2 separate regions of the Homo sapiens genome follow, and region 1 is linked to region 2. A link is a loop called in an ENCODE intact Hi-C map of the cell type or tissue named here. Cell type or tissue: dorsolateral prefrontal cortex. All regions are shown on one strand.

Region 1 (2,500 bases), 300 kb before region 2:
GGAGCGCAGTGGTGTGATCTTGGCTCACTGCAACCTCCGCCTCCCGGGTTCAAACAATTTTCCTGCCTCAGCCTCCCAAGTAGCTGGGATTACAGGCATGTGCCACCATGCCCGGCTAATTTTTTTTTTTTGTACTTTTCATAGAGATGGGGTTTCACCATGTTGGCCAGGCTGGCCTGGAACTCCTGATCTCAGGTGATCTGCCCACCTCAGCCTCCCAAAGTGCTGGGATTACAGGCATGAGCCACTGTACCCGGCCCCTTATGTAATGTATATTTTATCACAATTTTTAAAAATCTAATAAATAAAAGATTATTATTTTTCAGAACTGCAAGAAATTAGAAAACACACCAACCAAATATTCTGTGAAAGACAAGAACACTTTTATGGAATCAACAGCAATAGGCTTAATATTTTAATACGGAATTACAGTAGAGTCGTACCCATAAAGTTGTTTTTGTTTTATTTTGTTTTGTTTTGTTTTTGAGATGGAGTCTTGTTCTGTTGCCAAGGCTGGAATAAAGATGCGCGATCGATCTTGGTTCCTTGCAACCTCCGCCTCCCGGGTTCAAGCGATTCTCTTGTCTCAGCCTCCCGAGTAGCTGGGATTACAGGCACCTGCCACCACACATGGCTAATTTTTGTATTTTTAGTAGAGATGGGGTTTCACCATGTTGGCCAGACTGGTTTCGAACTCCTGACCTCAAGTGATCCACCTACTGGTCTCCCAAAGTGCTGGGATTACAGGTGTGTGCCACCGCGCCCGTCCATACATTGTTAATTTATGCATATTCAATTAACTTTGCTAAAAAAAATACATACAGAATGTGGTAGGTGGGATAACGGCACTCAAAGATGTCTGTGTCTTTATTCCTGGAACCTATGAATGTTGTCACACAGCAAGGGGAGTTGGAATTCAGATTGCTAATCAGGGCAGGGCACAGTGGCTCACGCCTGTAATCCCAGCACTTTGTGAGGCCGAGGAGGGTGGATCACCTGAGGTCGGGAGTTTGAGACCAGTCTGACCAACATGGAGAAACCCCGCCTCTACTAAAAATACAAAATTAGCCGGGCGTGGTGGTGGGCGCCTGTAATCCCAGCTACTCGGGAGGCTGAGGCAGGAGAATCACTTGAACCAGGGAGGCGGAAGTTGCGATGAGCGGAGATCTCGCCATTGCACTCCAGTCTGGACAACAAGGGCGAAACTCCATCTCAAAAAAAAAAAATTAAAAAAAAAAAAAGGCTAATCAGTTGACCACCACAAGATGGCGAGATTATCCCAGTTTATCTGGGTGGACACAATGTATTCACAAGGGTCCTTGGAAGTGAAAGTGGGAAGGCCAGGTGCGGTGGCTCATGCCTGTAATCCCAGCACTTTGGGAGTTTTGGGAGGCCTAGGTGGGTGGATCACTTGAGGTCAGGAGTTTGAGACCAGCCTGGCCAACATGGCGAAATCCTGTCTCTACTAAAAATACAAAAATTAGCTGGGCGTGGTGGCGCACTCCTGTATTCCCAACTACTTGGGAAGCTGAGGCAGGAGAATTGCTTGAACCTGGGAGGCTGAGGTTGCAATGAGCTGAGATCGTGCCACTGCACTCCAGCCTGGGTGACAGAGTGAGACTCTGTCTCAAAAAAAAAAAAAAAAAAACACATAAAAACAAACTTTTTCTGTGAAGGGCCCAATGGTAAATGTTTTAGGGTTTGTTGAACACATAAAGTCTCTACAGCATATTCTTTTTTTTTTTTTAACACTTTCAAAATATCAAAACTGTTCTTGGCTCTAGGGCTGTATGAAAAACTGGTTATGGACTGCATTTGACCCACAGATTGCAGTTTGCCGACCCCTGGTCTAGGGCACAGGGAAGTAAAAGATGGTATGGTAAAGATGTTAAGGTCTTGCTTTGCTCAGAAAAAGTTCAAAGATATGATCGATTTCCTACCATTTTTCTTTCTTTTTTTTTTTTTTTTTTCCCGAGATGGAGTCTCACTCCTGTTGCCCAGGCTGGAGTGCAGTGGGGCAATCTCGGCTCTCAGCTACCTCTGCCTCCTGAACCATTTTTCAATAAAAGGAACCAGCATTCTTTTGAGAACTGGCTGATTTCAGGGCTGAGGCAGGAAAAATCTGAAATAACCATGGAACATGCTGTGGTACCAGAAAATGTGGAAGTATATAAAAGAGAATGTGGGTGTGTTGAGAGAACCCAGGAGCCAAGCTTAACGAGTTTTCAAGGGCCAAAGCCTGAACGATTCGAGCAATGAAATAAACAATGAAAGTAGTGACTACAGCCCATAGAATAAAATAAATACCCACGAACTCATCGTGATATAAAGAAATCATTGAATGAACAAGTGAATGGAAGAGGGCTAGGGACAGTTCTTCCTTATTGAAGAATTCCAATTAATAAATGGTGAAGGAATAAGGGACACAGAAAATCAACATTAGACAAGTGACAGAGTAATAACTGGTGCAGACAAGGTCCAGTGATGGATGCCAAAATCG
Region 2 (2,500 bases):
ACTCGGGAGGCTGAGGCAGGAGAATCGCTTGAACCCAGGAGGCAGAGGTTGCAGTGAGCCAAGATTGCACCACTGCACTCCAGCCTGGGCGACAGAGTGAGACTCGGTCTCAAAAAAAAAAAGGATACATTCTGAGAAATGCATTGTTGGGCAATTTCATCATTATGGAGTGTACTGACACAAACCTAGATGGTATAGCTGACTGAACACTTAGGCTACATGGTATAACCTGTTGCTCCTAAACTACAAAGCTATACAGTATGTTACTGTACTGAATACAGTTGGAACACTGTAGGGACCAGCCCTACAAGGTCTGTGGGTTTTTCTCCCTGTGTGCAGAGACTAGAGGTGGTAGAAATAAAGACACAAGACAAAGAGATAAAAGACACCTGGGCCCGGGTGAGCCACTACCACCAAGACACAGAGACTGATAGTGGCCCCGAATGCCAGGCTGCACTGTTATTTATTGGATACAAGACAAGGGGGGCAGGGTAAGGAGTGTGAGCCATCTCCAATGATAGGTAAGGTCACGTGGGTCACGTGTCCACTGGACAGGGGGCCCTTCCCTGTTTGGCAGCTGAAGCGGAGAGAGAGAGAAGACAGCTTACGCATTATTTCTGCATATCAGAGACTTTTAGTACTTTCACTAATTTTGTTACTGCTATCTAGAAGGCAGGGCCAGGTGTACAGGATGGAACATGAAAGCGGACCAGTAGTGTGACCACTGAAGCACAGCATCACAGGAAGACGGTTAGACCTCCAGATAACTGCGGGCGGGCCTGACTCATGTCAGGCCCTCCACAAGACATGGTGGAGTAGAGTCTTCTCTAAACTCCCCCGGGGAAAGGGAGACTCCCTTTGCTGGTCTGCTAAGTAGTGGGTGCTTTTCCTTGGCACTGACGCTACTGCTAGACCACAATCCGCTTGGTAACAGGCGTCTTCCCAGACGCTAACGTTCCGCTAGACCAAGGAGCCCTCTGGTGGCCCTGTCCGGGCATAACAGAGGCTCACACACTTGTCTTCTGGTCACTTCTCACCATGTCCCTTCAGCTCATACCTCTGTATGGCCTGGTTTTTCCTAGGTTATGATTGTAGAGTGAAGATTATTATAATATTTGAATAAAGAGTAATTACTACAAACTAATGATTAGTGATACTTGTGTATAATCATATCTGTGATCTGTATCTAGTGTAATTCTTGTTATTTTATATATTTTATTATACTGAAACAGCCCATGCCCTCGGTCTCTTGCCTCGGCACCTGGGTGGCTTGCTGCCCACAGAACACAATGGTAAGTATTTATGTATCTAAACATATCTAAACACACAAAAGGTACAGTAAAAAAAACAGCATGAAAAGTAAAAAATGGTACACTTGTATAGGGTACTTACCAAGAATGGAGGCTGCAGGACTGGAAGTTGCTCTGGAGAGTCGATGAGAGGTGAGTGAATGTGAAGGCTAGGACATTACAGTACAACACTCTAGACTTTATAAACATTGTACACTTAAGCAACACTACATGTATTTAAAGTTTTTCTTCCATAATAAATTAACCCTTGCTTGCTGTAACTTTTCTACTTTATAAATGTTCAAATTTTTAAAAGCTTTTTGACTTTTCTGTAATATCGCTTAGCTTAAAACACAAATACATTGCACAGCCCATGTGGGATCCGTATCTCTTGGTAAGGAAATGTTGCAGGTCAGATGTCATTCTTATGTGGCCACATAGAGGTAGAAAGACTGCATATATGATACTGCCTTTCCCAACCACGGGCTCGTATTCTAACATACCGCAACAATGCCCAATATTTATGGGGTCATAGAAAATAGGATTCACTATGGTTGGAGAATTTCCAGAGCCAATTTAAGTTCAGGAATGCTGGCAATGAGAATGATCAGTAGGAATCAGTGTAATGATTTACATAGTTGAAACTATCAACTGGGCCAGGCTGGTGGCTCACGCCTATAATCCCAGCACTTTGTGAGGCTGAGGTGGGCTGATCACCTGAGGTCAGGAGTTTGAGACTAGCCTGGGCAACATGGTGAAACCCCGTCTCTACTAAAAATACAAAAATTAGCTAGGCATGGTGGCACACACCTGTGATACCAGCTACTCGGGAGGCCAAGGCAGGAGAACTGCTTGAACTTGGGAGGCAGAGGTTGCAGCCAGCCAAGATCATGCCACTGCATTCAAGCTTGGGTGACAGAGCAAAGACTCCATCTCAAAAAAAAAGTTAAAATAGAATAAAACATATAGCCATTATTTTTCTGTTTGGGGCAATTTTAAAGTTTTTCTTTTGTCACAAAAACAGGAATGTACTATGCAAAGGCTTGAAATAGGCCATCTTTTTTTTTTTTTTTTTTGAGTTGGAGTTTCGCTCTTGTTGCCCAGGCAGGCTGGAGTGCAATGGCATGATCTCGGCTCACCACAACCTCCATCTCCTGGGTTCAAGCAATTCTCCTGCCTCAGCCTCCCAAGTAGCTGGGATTACAGGCATG

What was found. Hi-C counts contacts between places; a loop is a spot of excess contacts. Peaks named below come from ENCODE experiments on the same cell type or tissue, not always from the same donor. Only the 100,000 strongest peaks of a DNase experiment are listed, where the experiment ranks them.
Region 1: a loop joins it to region 2, with 7 times the contacts of the local background. A loop is called at or near these places in 26 of 110 quality-filtered maps.

What each region holds. Positions count from the first base shown.
Region 1 is chr19:36,189,363-36,191,862 of GRCh38, forward strand. All of the region lies in intron 4 of ZNF565 (zinc finger protein 565), which reads right to left. Among named protein-coding and RNA genes, the nearest start is that of ZNF565, 24 kb to the right of the region's middle. In dorsolateral prefrontal cortex, a CTCF peak has its summit at 1,260 (motif pointing right); a DNase peak (open chromatin) is centred at 1,341; H3K27ac peaks cover 1,659 bases.
Region 2 is chr19:36,492,329-36,494,828 of GRCh38, forward strand. No RefSeq gene overlaps it. Among named protein-coding and RNA genes, the nearest start is that of ZNF566-AS1, 4.0 kb to the left of the region's middle. In dorsolateral prefrontal cortex, a CTCF peak has its summit at 968 (motif pointing left); a DNase peak (open chromatin) is centred at 973.